2 separate regions of the Mus musculus genome follow, and region 1 is linked to region 2. The links are chromatin loops, found by intact Hi-C in ENCODE. Cell type or tissue: left cerebral cortex. All regions are shown on one strand.

Region 1 (8,000 bases), 83 kb before region 2:
AAGGTTTGTCAAGCCGAAGTGGACAGCTAATTTCAGAGGCACTGTGGTGAGCAGGGAACACGCTGTGATTATTTCAGGCCCAGGTTATTCATCCTGTCCAGAATTTGCTCTCAGAAAGGAGACATTTTGTATCAGTCACTGACTCTATCATGATGTTTTGATCAACCATGGGCTATAGATGATATTTGTTCTGAGGTTATGACAGCACCAAAAGAGCCTACCTAGTGATATAATACCGTCTATTACTTCTGTGTTTGTGGTGAAGCTGGTGCAAGTGGACATAGTCTTCACCTAGAGTTCAGGGGCAACCAACCCATCCAGCTCGGTATACCATATGGCAGTTGGAAGTGTTTAGCACTCACCGCTACTGGTTTATAAACACGTTACGCCTGACTCTATGGTTTTGTCAGGATGTATACCTTCCACCTATAAAAAGGGAACTTTGAATTAGTGTCTCTGCTACGCTGAAGTGGCTGCAGCTGATGCATCTCATGGTTGCCACATCTCTATTTTAACATCACGCCTGAGGAGTAGTGTGGTTGACTTTTCCATTATGTGCCCATACCTGATATCCCAGTGTGCGGTGGACTATACCACCTAGGTTGCGTAAATACAGGCCGTGATGTATTACCACGATGGCACTGAAGGCCATGTTTCTCAGAACTTCCTCTGTCATGCAGCAGATTATGCCTGTTTGCCTGCAGTGTACCCTTGAATATCATCTTATTTGTTCAAAGTTAACATTGGCAAGTTGCAGTCTTTTGAAAGAGATGATTTTTATCTTATTGTTTATTAATGCATATTATATATTGGTGGAAGTCAGAGTGATATTCCAATACCTTGCGTACAGCACTCATTATGCAGTACAACCTTTCCCTACCTACCTCTGCCACTAAACCCCTTCTGCCTCTAGTGATCATGACTTTCCCTTAAGGTCACCTCCACTTAGAGAATGTGCAGTACTTGTCTCTCTATGTCTGGCTCATTTTACTAAAATGAGTCTTTTAGCCCTTTCCATTTTGGTGGAAATGACATAGTTTCACTGAAAAAAAAAATCTTTGTATGCACCAAAATTCCGGCCTTATATATGGCTTCTAGGGATGGTTCTGCTTCGGCTTCTTGGGGATGATACTTATTTCCTTACCTGTAAAATGGGTAAATAGACGTCAGGTTGTAAGATGTAGATCAGATGAGGTAAGATGTGTTCCTGGCTGCACTGGTGCCTGACACTGGGGTTATATGTCAAATGGTAGCTTAGGTGATGAGATACAGTTTGCTGATTTGTAGTGTGGTATTCACTGTACATACAACCACTTTGCGTGGTCACTGTCTCATACAATCTTCATTTACTTGGCTAAATTGAAGATTCCATTTAGAAATGTTGGAAGATCTAAATAACTGTATAAGCTGCTTTGCAAATTGTGTGTGTGTGTGTGTGTGTGTGTGTGTGTATGTGTGTGTGTGTGTGTGTGTGTGTGTGTGAGAGAGAGAGAGAGAGAGAGAGAGAGAGAGAGAGAGAGAGAGAGAGAGAGAGATTTTCACTTGTTGAAATTCTTTGTCTGGATTAAGCAAAGACATTCAGAGTCAGGGGACGGCAAGATGGGCCCAAGAGCTCCCATTGCCTGAAGCACACAGCTGGCAAGCATAATTCTAATCCACACTGAGGTCCCTTTTGAGGCTCACAGTGCAGACTGTCCTAGTTTATCCAAACAGTGAGTTCTAGGGAGACACCAAACAGATGACAGCTGAGCAGCCTTACTGAACAGAGCAGAACACATGGTCACACACAATATTTGTAAATAAATTAGCAAGGATGAAGAATTCAGGGCTGGAATGGAAAGAGAACAAGACTCGCTTCCCTTAATTGAAAGGACTTGGCTGACAAAGGACAAAGCGTGGTTCACTTTTGTGGGGGGAAGGACTTGGAACTAGGTAGCCTGTCTCTGTTTTCAATTCCATGCCTGATTAAACTTTCAAAGAGACAGTGGATTTCGTTTGGCTGCCCCCTCCAGAAAAAAAAGCTAATTCCTAGAATAAATTAAAGGCAAATGATTGGGGCATAAGAAAACATCTTGTATTATAATGGAGTTTTGAAAAATAAAATCTGGAAAGAAACAGAAGAGGGTGGAGGGGATGATTCTGTAGATAAACTCCCTTCCTTGCAAGCATAAAGACCTGAGTTCAAGTGCCGGAACCCATATTTTAAAAACCTAGGTATGGTAGTGTGTGCTTTTCATCTCCATACTGAGATGGTAAGGACAAATAGATTCTTGGATGTCTCTGGCCAGTTAGCCTGGCCTAATCCGTGAGATCTGGGCCAGTTAGTGAGAGACTCTACCTCAAGAAATAAGGTTGACTACTGGCCTCCAGAAATACAAATACTATGTGCACTTACACACACACACACACACACACACACACACACACACACACACACACACTCTATATATATATATACACATTATCTGTGAATGTGATTCCACTAGTACCAGTCATTCTAATAGACTAGATTAACTCAAAGTACTTTTCCTAATAGAGCCTATTAGCATCCGTACTGTCCTTTTGCTCATCCTTCATCTTTCCTTCTCTGCCAAGGTTGTCTGACAGTCACATTGGTGACCCATGTGCACTTGGCAGAAGGAAGCTCAGGCACAGGCCTGGTGTGGGGAAGGATGTCTTCTCAGTAATTGCCCTGCGCCCTTGATATTTTTCCTCTCTCACCTGAAGTTAGGTCTGTGTGAAAGAAGGAAGGGATGAGGGGTGGAAACCAGAAAAGGGAGGCTAGACTGAGAGACAGAAAGGGGGGAGGGAGGGAGGAGGAGAGATAAAAGGCAAAGACAGAAGAGGATTAGTGCTATACAGACAAGCAGAAATAAAAAGGAAGCAGAGGGAGGTCTTGATGGTGTCCTGGCTTTTTGGCTGCTGTCCACTGAGCAAGATTGATTCTATGATAACTTATCAAGGGTAGAAAGAACTTTGCGCTTTGGATGAGATTTCTGCTTCTGTCGCCTTAATCGGATCTCAGCTCCGAGGCCCTCCATTGACTGAATTCCCTCTAAGCCAGAGATAATAGAATCTCAGCTTCAGAAAAGCCTTTGAGGTTGTCCAGTTCATGTTGTAGGGAAGAGGAGCTAAAGCCCTGAGAGAGGCTGACTCGGCCAAGGTCATCCAGCCAGCTGTGGCTGCAGCTGCACCAGGAGCTATGGCCCCCCACCCCCAGTGTGGAGCTGGGCACTTTTGTCACTGCTGCAGGCACACGCTTGGCCCACTGCTCACTGTTCTCATTATCTGTGCTTTGATGTCACTTGGAGCTTTCCCGAAAATGTGATCAGACAAACGCTAGTTGGCTCGTGCATTCATTTCCTCTTCTTATGCCTTTCCAGGATGCAGAAGAAACAGGCTGTCCTATGAATTCTAAACACCTTGGCGAAGTATAAAAGTTCTGAGCAATCCTCCCCCCTCCACAGTTCCAGGAGGGTTCACGCTTCAGTGACTCTAATCCACTCTCTGTCCCTTGCAAACATTCCGTCCCTTTTTTTTTTTTTTTTTTTTTTGCATCCTCCTAAATACTATCCCTTTTATCTGAAAAACCAGCATAACAATGGCAACAACTGGGATGGATTGGCTGCACACAATGCCTCACTAACAATTATTAATTGTAAGTCACCAAGATTGATTACCTAGTGACTGTGCTCTGAACAAGGCAGGGGTGTTAAGAAACCACAAAGCAGCCAGCCACTGCTTCTGGGCCTGAAGGGCAGAGTTAATTGTGTTGTTCTGGGAATATCATCAGGCATGAGCTGTGGGTCAGAGAGGGAAACAGACCATTCTAGGTGTGTCAGGCAGGACAAGAATTAAAACAAGGGGTGGGGTGCATGGAGAAATCAGGAGCTGAACAGAAAGAACATGGACATTCTCAGCTGGGTGTTTGTTTGGTTGTTTTTGGTTTTTTGTTTTGTTTTAGTTTTTGTTTGTTTGTTTGTTTGTTTTGTTTTGTTTTGTTTTGGTTTGTTTTGTTTTTGTTTGTTTTGGTTCCTGCTAAAGTTGCAGAACATTTACTAGTAGTGAGAACAGGAAATTCTAGAGACTGAACGGAGACCCACACGTGCACCCACCTCCATGAGCAAGCACTAATCTATCCCTCTGTGTTTCCTGTCATGGAAGCTCTTATTGGTGTCCTACAGACTGGAAACTTGCTGACAAAGAATTCTAGGAAATGTGATTCCTAAGATGTGATTCTTAAGTTTTTCTTTCTTTTTCTTTTAAGATTTATTTATTTATTTAATTTTGTATGTTAGTATGAGTACACTGTAGCTGTCTTTAGACACACCAGATTCCATTACACGTGATTGTAAGCCACTGTGTCATTAATGGGGCTTGAACTTAGGACCTCTGGAAGAGCAGTCAGGGCTCTTAAACACTGAGACATCTCTCCTGCCCAAACTTTTCTTCTTGAGATACAAGGTATAGGACAGAAGTAGAACGATGATGCCAGACTGGATGGAGCCCAGATCATGTTAGTGTTTTTTACTCTGCTGAGGGACACCGGAGACAAATTACATTTGAGGACTTCCATCTCTGCTCCAAGTAAACAAGAACGTTTCCTCATTAGATAAAGTGAAGTATCTCCCTCTAATCACCATAGCATGCACGGTAATACTGACTCAGAAAAGGGTACCAAGCACATCACATACAAAACACAAAGGCAGTAAAGGCTACAGCCATTCTGTATAAAATGATAACATTAGAGGTCAAGACACCTTGTCTCTAAACACTTCAGCCTTCCTGGGCTATCTGTTCCTGCTTGCTGCTATTTCAGTGGGCTGTGGTCATGAATAAGTGTATCTGTGTTCCGACACATCTTTCTTTACCATAGAAGTGGGCTTGTTTATCTCTGAAAAGCATATCTCTTTGAGCTGTTATCTAAACACCAAGCCAAATGGCAGCAAGACACATAAACAAAACAAACAAACAAAAATAACAAAATCACAAGCTCTCTCTTCTAAGACAGACTTATTCTTTTAAATATGTATTTCAGATATTTGGTAGACTTGTCTGAAATGCCATCATATGAGAAACTCAGAAGAAGGTAAAGATACATAGTGGGCAGGAAGTGTTTGCTTAGTTGTTTTAATGTTTAGGATGGGTAATGTGGGCAGTTCTTAACCTTCAGTGAGGAAGCAAAGTCTAGCATATGTCATAGTTACCTGCCAATTTAATATGTGTAGTACCTGGCCCATAGAACTCTTATCACAGAGTCTGAATCTAGGTATCTGTACTTGCTAGTTTTGTGTCAACTTGACATTGGCTGGAGTTATCACAGAGAAAGGAGCTTCAGTTGGGGAAATGCCTCCACGAGATCCAGCTGTAAGGCATTTTCTCAATTAATGATCAAGGGGGGAGGTCCCCTTGTGGGTAGTGCCATCTCTGGGCTGGTAGTCTTGGTTCTATAAGAGAGCAGGCTGAGCAAGCCAGGGGAAGCAAGCCAGTAAAGTACATCCCTCCATGGCCTCTGCATCAGTTCCTGCTTCCTGACCTGCTTGAGTTCCAGTCCTGATTTCCTTGGTGATGAACAGCAATGTGGAAGTGTAAGCTGAATAAACCCTTTCCTCCCCAACTGCTTCTTGGTCATGATGTTTGTGCAGGAATAGAAGCCCTGACTAAGACATTATCCCCGCAAAGAACAATTTTATATCCTCCTTATCAATTCTTTTAATTGCAAGTGACAGAAACCCAGTGCAAAAAAGCCTCATGTCAATGGGAGGATGACACAGCTCCTCTGGCTAATAGTGCCATGGGTGTTCCTGGTTCGGTGTGAAGTTGGCAGTCAGGGTGCTTTAGTGTCAAAAACAATCAGTGTTTCTCCATCCCTTAAATCTGTGTCTGTCCTCATTCTCACTCGCTTTTCCTTGGGAGAGTTCTGGGTATGATCTCTTTAAACCCCAAAGCAAGACGTGCTATTCTTTCTGTGTTAGCAAAGTCCCAGCGTATTCTATAGCCTTAAGCCAGATCATGTGACCGCAGTACAGAACAAATGGCTCTGGTGGGCAGGTTGGAAAATTCTGATTGCTGCAGTCAAAATGATCCCTCATCGATGGAATCATTCAGTCCTAGTTGTGTGGGCTGAGAGTAAAGGAGGAAGTGTAGGTTCTAAAAGGGAAATCAAAACATTCTCAAACTTTATGCTAGACAGCTTTTCCTCTACTATAACAATATTCCCGATACAGTCAGCTTATAAAGAGAAACGATTCATTTTGATTCACAGTTTTAACCAGTTGCTTTGGATCTACAATAAGACAGGATACAGCAGGCACATGTGGCAAAACCAACCCACTTATCTCTTCATCCAGGGACAAAAGGCAAAAGAGAATAACTATAGTTTCACAATTCCCTCTTAGGGATCCAGCACCAATAATCTAAAGATTTCCCACTAGGCCCTGCCTCGAACAGACCCCACTTCCTCTCCACAGCTCCCTCCTGGGGAACCAAACCTATATCACATGGCGAACAAGGCCTAAACAACAGCACAGTGAGAGGCAGGCTAGACAGATAATACTTGCAAGTGTGCTAGATGGTCTTTCATGGAGTTCCAAGTTCCTGCCCATATGCTTAAGTATAGGTGCCAGAAGGAAGCAGACTTTATCGCGGTTGCTCAGCCGAACATCTTAATGGTGCTCTTAAGTAGTGGTACTACCTCAGCCATAGGCATACCAACTGGAGCGAGATCAGTAAATAAGGCTGGGCAGCCAAATGAAGCTCAATTAATTGGAGTGAGTGGAACACACTTTCCTGAGGTACTTCTCGGTGTGGTTTGTTGAATGAGATGCAGGGTATCCGTTCTTAAGCCAGCATCATATGATTGTGTATTTTTCTTCCCTTCCGTTTTAGTTCTCAGAGCAACAGTTAACCCCCTTCCTTCTTACACACACACACACACACACACACACACACACACACACACACACACACACACACACACACAATGCACACACACACCTCACACACACATGGTGCATGGGTTTGGAAACCGACAGGGTCTATTGCATCCTTTCTCAGAAGCAGTGGCACCTGGCTTTTTCCTTTTAGCTTACTCACTGAAGTAGGTGAAGGCTTTGAAGCTTCTAAAAGCAAAGAGCCCATAGATTTCATTTCATCAAGGTTGCAAAGTTACTGGTTTCCTCATGCCCGAAACAGACCCTACCCTATCAACCGTGGCTATGTAATTTATGTGTGGCCACAAGGACCACGGTGTGAGCAGGCAGTGACCTTTTAGATGACTGCCTAAGCCTTCATTAAGAAGAGCATCCAAAATGACAGCCCTGCCTCTAAGGAAACCCAGCATTCCACACTGGTAGCCCAAGCAGTGAAAATTCACTTGGCGTGGGATTCTCCTCTCCCAGGCCCCCATGCCGGGAGCCAGGGGCACAAGACAGTGTGTTGGCAGATTCCAATCACTTAGAAGCTTTCCTTTCTGACTCTGCTTTGTAAGAATGCATCTAGTTAAATCCACAGGGTCATTGCCTGCGGCTTTCAAAACACGAGGTTTTATGAAGGAATTCGGACCTGGAATCCAAGGTTCAGAGCCCAGACCTTCAAACAGATTAATCGCCATGGGGAGCAACAGAAGAGCTTCCCAACTTTAGCTTCGTCCTGTGCCCTAGCAACCATGGGCCCCTATTCAACAGACTCAGGTCTGCAGTATAGTCTGTTGGACAGAGTGCTAGGCAGGGTGCCAAAGAACTGGGGCAGACTCATTTCAGCCCTGCCACTGGCTCCCCATGTTCCCCCTTGAGCAGGTTCTTAACTGTTCTGTCTGCGTTTGCAGCTTATTAAGTTAAGAGGAGTACAATAATACACCAAGACACATAATTCCAGGACGGGGAGAGTGAGGGAACAGGTGGATGTGTGTTTTGTGGGCAGGCAGGAGTGCTGTGTCTAGAAGGCAAGTAAATCATTTGCAGTGGAGAAAGTATCCTGTTTTGTCTGGTGGATAAAATAAG
Region 2 (8,000 bases):
GTAGAGTCATAGAAGCATCGTAGTAAGAACTTTATGAAAAGGAAGCACTTAAGATCGTTTCTCTACTTCAAAACATAGAAAAGTGTGCACTCTGCACAAATGCTAAGACCTGTTTGCGCACAGCGGACACACACACACACATATGCATCTACACCCTCCGTAGCATGCCTGTTTTGTGTTTCCCTGAGCATCTGACTCTCATTCATGCTGATAGCCCTCTTCACATGCACCCAGAAAATGATGCGTGCTGACTACTGAGAACTGTCTGTATTCAAACCTGTTAAGAGCTGAATATTTAAAACCAGTTTGTCACACCAACACCCGGTTTTTTGAAGAGAATAGGAATGGTGCAGAAAGATCAAAATGGGGAGGGGGCATTAAAGATAACACCTGGATGGGAGATGGGTGATGCTCTCTTTAAGTGCATGGAAGTCTTCTTGTGTGCTCAGGATGAGAGGCGACAGGTTCCCTCGAAACTGTAGCCAATGGGCAGCACTAAGAGCTGGGCTTAGATGCTGTCAACTCTACTGAAATCCAGGGCTTTTCTGTAGAAGATTTTTGGTTTCACAGGATATGCTTCTGCTATTTTATTATTAAGATCGTCATAACACAAAGCTGTCCATTGACAGAGAGCACATCCTTTAAAATGAGGTGTGTGGAATCCGATTATGAACAGGGAAGAAATGAGCTACAAGATCCTCTTGCTTTCTTCCCGCTTATACATGAAGATTGGGTGCCTCTAGTGAGAAAATGTTTACAACTTCATTTTTCCTCTTTGTTCAGGTGGAGTCAGTTGACATCTTGAGTCAACTAGAAGCACCTTCTCCCCTACCCCCCACCCACCAAGCAGAGAGCGCACGACAGGCTTTTCAGATGTCACCAAGTTAAGCAATTTAAACTTCTGGGTTTCTAAAGCCTGTATTAATTGGTTAGAGTTTGAGTCAAATCAGCATTAGTTGAAATGGTTTCAAAATGCTGGAATTTAGGACAAGAGACATTGTACTTTTGCATGCCCTTCCCACTCCCATGCAGAGTTTTCTGAAACACCCTGATGTCATGTCATCTACTTACTAGTTTGCTTATAAAAAATAAATAAAGCAAACCCTAGCTACTTAGGAGAAACTGTTCGGCAGTGCATAGCTGTGTTCTACATGTCTCATTACCATTAACAGCCATGCATGACTAAACCTCCTTCTACTGCTTTGAGTATTTACCCTCTGGCTTTGTGAAGTGATGCCTGAGTGTGGCTTTTACAAAGGAATTTCATAACCATCTATGCTCTGTGCAGCACACCTACCATTTCGGAATATGCACAGTTCTCCTTGGGGGAATCTTGGCAACAATTAAGAGTGTTCAGTGAAAGTAAAGTACAAGTAGTGAGCCTTTTCTGGTTCACCTCTTGCCTTAACTTAGGGACAAGCTACCTTTATTTTATTCTATTCCCCGTTTTCCACTAGTGTCATATAACCAATCGCAAAGCCTCCTTTTCTACACTATAAAGGAAAAGCAGGCCATTCAGCTGACACCCAGAGTTGAAAACTAGAAGCATGGTGTGGTCTGTTGAGGTCCAGGGATTTAAAGGATCAAGTCTGCTATCTGAATCTTCAGATCCACCAAGGAGAAGGGAGAATGAGCATTTTCTCCCTCCTCCAAGTTTTTGTAATTTTGCAAGATTTAGCCACTGGTGGGGAACTAGAGATGAGAGACATTTGGGGGACTCTTGAGAAAGCAATAGAGTTTATGAAAAAAGGGACAGGGAGATCAAAGAGAGTTCAGCCCTTAGGGAAGCAGGTTTACTGGGGTGGCATTTTATAGAGGGTATTTTAAATGGGTTTTACCCCTATGCACAAGATTGGGACCCTTCTGGTTAACAGACCCCATCTGTACTGAAACATCTTTATTTACAGTCAGGGCATTTGAAATAACCTTGATTTTCATCTTCTTCTTCCCTTATTAAATTGGCAGCCCTGCGCTAAGTCTTCCTCTTCTAACCCTTTCTAAGCCTTCATTTCTTCCCAGAGAAAGAAGTCATTTACCTTCAAATGTCACATTTCAGGACTAGTAGCTAAAGTCCCTCTTTGTAGGAAAAAAAATGCAGGCTTAGCTTCTGTCATGAGATCATCTGTCTCAGCCCCATTTATTTCTCCTGGGTGATGAGAAGACCTCTGCTTCTCTGTAAAAAGGCGCTAGGAAAGAAGGAGTTAAAGTGAAGGCAGGCTCGCTGGTTTGCTGAGATCTGTCAGAGGCTGACTGGCTGGCTACATATCTGTCTCTGGAACAATAGGTACCTATATTCTGCACGGGCTTCTGGGCAGGCAGCACTAACACTCAGGAGAAGGTCTGCCTCTGTCTGCGCCTTCCTGGTGAGAATCCCCCCGTAACAGTTCTAGTTTTCAGAGGGGACAGAGAGAAAGAGAGTGAGGTGGGGGGGGAAGGCTGTCTACTCTGTTGATGAAGGACAAAGCTTTGATCATTTTTGTTCAGGCTTCACTTGGCTAGAGGTTTTAGGTTCTTAGACTCCAGTCAGTAGTTGTGTTGGCTTTCTTTCTTTCTCTTAGTCTCTCTGTAGTGTGCTTCTCTCTCTCTCTCTCTCTCTCTCTCTCTCTCTCTCTCTCTCTCTCTCTCTCTCTCTCTCTCCCCTTTCACATTCTCCTTCTGTTGCCCTCCCTCTCTCATTTCTCCTCATAGGTTCAATGCAGGCAGATGAGTGTCACAGATGTAACTGAGGCACTGAATAATCAACATATCGGAGCCAATTCCCAGGACGGCAAGAGGGGGAACCGGCAGAGATGACTGACCCTGGAGGACAAGAGCATTCTTCTGACAAGTTTTAGGTAAGGGAATATTTATATACAATTCGTTCGGAATCTTTGTGCCTGAGAGAGACATTTGTGATTAAGAAAAAGGAAGTCACTATAGGTAAATATCTTTGAGAGGGTACCCTCCCTGGTGTCCCTGGCTTGCAGAACCTGTCAGTGTAAATGCCTGCTTTGTGTTACTAGACTCTTCAGAGGTGAGGTGTGTGCGGGGACTGGAGGAAGGGTGAGCTGCTTTTTATGTCTGTGTGGTGACATTTATCATGCTGTTTAAATCTGTATCTGTAGAAAAAAAATAGAATTTCTGTTTGACGATAGTATCGTTTTTTTTTTGTGCAAGGCAGAGCATATGGCTGTGCAGAATTCAAGTGGCGTTCTTTCATTCTTAATTTGTAATTATTTTTACACTCAACAGTACTGAGGTCAGAGAGTTTTAAAAATTAATGAGATTCCCTGTGGAGTTCAAATAGTAATATCTACAGTGAGCCTCCACAAAGAGATAAGATTAGGCCAGTATATTTTTGCTATAGATTTGGCTGTCTTACTTTGAATACACGCCATCTGAAAGCATATGTAGGGTTCAATAGTTTCTGGGAGTTGCTGTGATTTGGAGACTAGCCCTTAATTTAATGTTTAGTGACCAGGAGCCATGCAGTCCCAGTTAGAGTGCTGAAGATGAACACGGTGAGCGGAGACATTCCTAAAACTTCACAGACATTATTGTCATGACAATGGAGGGTATCTTAGACTTTCGAGGAAATAGCAAATGATGAATGAGGCGCGTGCTAAGAAGAGGAAAAAAATCTGCAAATGTATTTTTATTTTAAGTACTGTGTGAAAATTCTATGTAGAAACGGCTATTTAGGATCAAAGATTGCTGGTCTGAACAAAGAGGCAAGGATCTGTACAGGTGAAAATTTCTTTGCCACAAAAGGAGTCTAGACCTTGGATTAAGGACAGTAAGTGATTTGTTATTTATTTATTTATTTATTTATTTATTATTATTATTATTATTATTATTTAAATCTTTACTCTTGCCCCACAAAGGTAGCTCACTGGGCGAGTCCAGGCATTTAAAACTTTGATTTCCCACAATTTAAAAACATTGTTGATGTCCGTGGTCTAAGACACTGTTTACAAGAGAGGCACTGCCAAGTAGTCTGAACATAGAGTAATCTGGGCTAAAGATGTTTTTATCCCTAGCTCCCCATTTACAAGATCCATTCAGGTCTTCCTCTGACACATTGTTATGTAAATACTGTTCGGCCAGGGAAAGCCCGGCGATGGAGATTCAATTTACTTTGAAAGTTGTTCATTATAGCAAGGATGAATGTTATTTATTTGAAGCGATTCAAAGACTGGAAATGACTTTTTCATTGTGGTACCTTTTGTGATGGGTTCAGGGTGATCTAATCTTTTTAATTTTGGCTTTCACACCAGTGGAGATGAAAAGAGATCTGAACTCATTTATCGGTTGCTAGGTCTTTCTGGAAGCCGAAGTTCTGCTTGTGGTTGCTATGGCCGGGCTGACCTCAATCTCTGTGGTTTGAGGGACTTAAGCAGTCATTTTTTTTTTCTTTTCTTTTCTTTCTTTCCTTTTTTTTTTTAATTGAAGAGCATGTACCTTGATTTATGTCCAAAACTGTAGCTGAATGTCTTTGTCCGCGGGTGATATATGGTGCAGAACAATTCATCTGTTCTTACGAGTAAACACCGCTGTCCCACTAAAAATATGTTTTGTTCGGAGTTAATGGTATGGAACAGGGCATTCTCCACAAACAGCTATCTTTTATTGTGTTGGGGCCGCGGAAACGCTGAGCAAAGTGCAGGAAATTGGCATCAGTCCTCGCGTCTATTAGCATTTCATTTGTGAGTCGCCTGATAAGACGGTAGGTGGACAGAGCGAGCGAGGACGGGTGTCTCCGGTGTCTCGACATCCTCACTTTCTCAGCTGGGACCGCCTAGCCTGTACCCGCATTTGCCAGGACCCAGTAAGTCAGCGTTAGTTTCCCCTGACCTGGTGAGAGCATCGCTTTGCCCAAGCGCTAAAGCACACCCAGGAGGACGGGCTGTGGCTCCGCGCTTGGGACCAGTAGTCTTAGGCTCCTTGAGGCAAAGTTGCTGGGTCCGATCTCGGCAACACCCAGAAACGTAATGCCTATGTGCGATTGCACCAGTCGCTTGCTTTCTAGACCCTTGTTAGAAAGGAACAAGGTGAATCAGAGGCTATGGAGAACACAGCCCCATTCAGCAGATGCGCCCGAATACAGCCCTGCTCCTTAAAAACTGCTAACTGATGGATGCTGCGGGGGGGGGGGGAAGAGACAACACGAGTAAGATGAGGGTGAAATAGAAATCAGGAAAAGCACGTATCGCCGCTAGCACCATCATCTTCCTTCTCACAGCAGCTTGGTGGGTTTTCTTTCTTTCTCTCCCTCTCTTTTTTAATATGCTAATGATTTTTCTTCTAAATCGGCCAGCATGGACTATCCTCAGGAAAATGAGATCCAGGAAGAGTGACGCCCTCCTCGAACTGAAAGGTAAAAAAAAAAAAAAAAAAATATATATATATATATATATATATATATATATATATATATATATATATATATCAACCCTTTTCAAACATTGCATGTGCTTTGAAAAACTGCTTTCTAAATATGCCTATTTAAAATTTGAGTAGTTTTGTTTTAGCGTGTGAGGTTTGGAGATAACCAGTTAGAATTTTATTGTTAGTCATTTTCAAAAGACTGCCTAGCTTTTGTTAACCAAGTGCAATCAGGTGCCTCCCGTGTTTCTTTTCATCCCTGGGAACCGAGAGCTGCTGATTGCTTTGGTGTAGATCCTCATGTGTGTGTGGGGGGGGGAGGGGAGCGCGGGAGGGGGGCGAGGCAGTGTCAGTAAAAATAATCTTTACGTGTGTAGATTTCATTGTTAGAGCTCGCTAACTTCAGCCAGAGGTACAGCATGTCAAAGGTCTTTTCAGGCTTGGAAATTCTTTATAGGGCCCTAGTTCCCCCTCCCCCAAGCCTGGGTAAGGATGCTTTAATTGTTTAATTGCAGTGAGCTGGACAGCTCATCTGCAGCTCTAAACTGAGACGCTTTTAAGAAGTTCTGTGCTGCCTTGCTGAAGTCATACACGGTAGCTTGAATTAATTTTGAGATAATTGATTTTTTCACCAGGTTTATTATTATTATTATTATTATTATTATTATTATTATTATTATGTTTTTGTTTTCTGCTGTATGCATGCTTTGCCAACCTCAGAATTTGCAGAGCTGAGCCCAGGCTCAGTTCCTGGGGCTTCTGGCCTCAGTCTTCTCCAAGGCAGCATTTTCTGTGAGTTTGCTAATTTCATAAGAAATATTTAATTGTAGGTGTCTGAAGACAAATAGCATCCTGGTATGTATATGAGTATGCTGTGTGTTGTAATATAAGGTGTCATAAATTTCACATTGTGTTTTGCTCTGCTGTTATTTCAGAGGATTATAAGTGAATCCAGGATAGCACTCAATTTCCAGAAATGATTCAGTTCACTCTAAAGAATCTGGGAGGCCAGGCCTGTAATGACATTTTGATGACTTTCATTTTAAGGTGCAATAGAAATTGAGTAAGATATTTTAATGGCTGCTCTCTAATATCTCACTCTCCAGTGTTGGGTTTTTACCACTCATTCTGGCTTTACCGTTTTATGTTGGCTGGTAATTGTTTTCTTGTATGTAGGAATCATTTTATCCATATGTAGAACTTATTCCCGAAAGTCTGGTTGCCTTTATCACAGCTCACCTCTTGAGATGAAACAGTGAGTATTTCCAGCTTGCGTCTCCTTTCCTTTGTCATATCTTAAGCATGATTTGTCCATTCCTAAAGAGAGGACCATTCAAGATGTTAGCCTGTGGTTTAAAGAGAGGCAGAAAATGGCATGCAAGTGAGAGGAGCCTTGAGAAAACAGAAGAAATGACTGATGGGTGCATAGTTCTATATTTTAAAATTAGACTAAGAGTAATGTACATAAATATGCAGACATTTTTTTATTAATAGGTAGATGCAGATATATCAGCTTAATGAGGTCGCGGTGAATGTTACCAGGGACATCTTTGCACTTCAATTCTTTTGGGAGCTGTACACACAAGCAGAGTTAACCACATAGCTTTTACAGAATAAAATCCTTTGGGAGCTGAAGTTGTGACACAGTGGATCGGTTTTCATGGAAGTCAAATAAAACCCTTACATCCATTTTCCTGTGCAAGTTACACAAAGTCAATTGCTTCCCAACTGCATTGTTCTCAATGCTAATTAGGAATTAAAAATACAATTTAACTTGACATGAGTGAATATTTAAAGTCGCAATATAATCCTGCTGAAGGAATACACCATTACTTTCATTTTTTTCATCAAAGTAGAATGAAACTCTCATATCTGATTAAATTTATTCCATTCTCATGATATATTTGAAAATATCTTGGCATCTGCTTTCGTTTTTTTGTAAATAGTATTCTTTTCCAAATATTATGGTCACAGTGCAGTTGACTAAGAAAAGACTAATTTTTTTCCTTGCCTACTCTAATTTTGTCTTTTGTCGTGATATATGATTATTCTTACCTGTCTTCAAGAAAAGTGTATTGACTTTGAAGCTATTAAACTAACCCATGTGTCAGAGTTCAGGATGAAAAATAGCCCCAAACTTGTTTCATTAGAGGTTGTGTGTGAATTATCAAAAGTTACAAGTTGGTCTTGGGATGGTGTATTCAAAGCATCCTTAGGATGCATTTTCCTGGCAGTTAACAAGTTCCTTGAGTCATTGTGTTAAGTATTTCCTTAAGCTACATCAGTTTACTTTCCCTAAACAATATAACCTAGTAAATGTTTTGCAGAATATTAACGGTCAGAGGATGGGCCTTCTGGGGTGACCACTGATCCTAGATCCCTACTTTGATTAGCATCCAAGTAACTGTTCTAGAAGTTTGCTAAGGATCCATGATAAAGTTTTATCTGCTGGTTTGTATTTAATCATGTTTGTGATCTGCACACAGATTTTAATTTCGGGGTCATCAGTGATACCAGAATGGTTTAAGAAAATAAAAGTTATATTCAAAGCTTAATTGTCTGCCACTTACTTTAAAAAAAATGTTTTAGCTTTGGAATGCATAAGATTGTATTAATGGTGTTTCTAATCTGACTGT

Evidence for each region. Peaks named below come from ENCODE experiments on the same cell type or tissue, not always from the same donor. Only the 100,000 strongest peaks of a DNase experiment are listed, where the experiment ranks them.
Region 1: it touches region 2 in a loop (6-fold over the local background); 4 of 42 quality-filtered maps call a loop at or near these places.

Annotation. Positions count from the first base shown.
Region 1 is chr10:92,242,636-92,250,635 of GRCm38, reverse strand. All of the region lies in intron 7 of Gm20757 (predicted gene, 20757), which reads left to right. Among named protein-coding and RNA genes, the nearest start is that of Rmst, 81 kb to the right of the region's middle. In left cerebral cortex, no CTCF peak of the experiment used is centred here; DNase peaks (open chromatin) are centred at 1,816, 3,364, 3,728 and 7,651; H3K27ac peaks cover 313 bases.
Region 2 is chr10:92,159,461-92,167,460 of GRCm38, reverse strand. It overlaps Rmst (rhabdomyosarcoma 2 associated transcript (non-coding RNA)), which reads left to right and starts at 2,283. Exons shown (of 13, transcript NR_028262.1): 1 at 2,283-2,363; 2 at 2,689-2,834; 3 at 5,297-5,356. In left cerebral cortex, no CTCF peak of the experiment used is centred here; DNase peaks (open chromatin) are centred at 3,497, 4,161, 4,820, 5,727 and 1 more place; H3K4me3 peaks cover 3,628 bases; H3K27ac peaks cover 1,811 bases.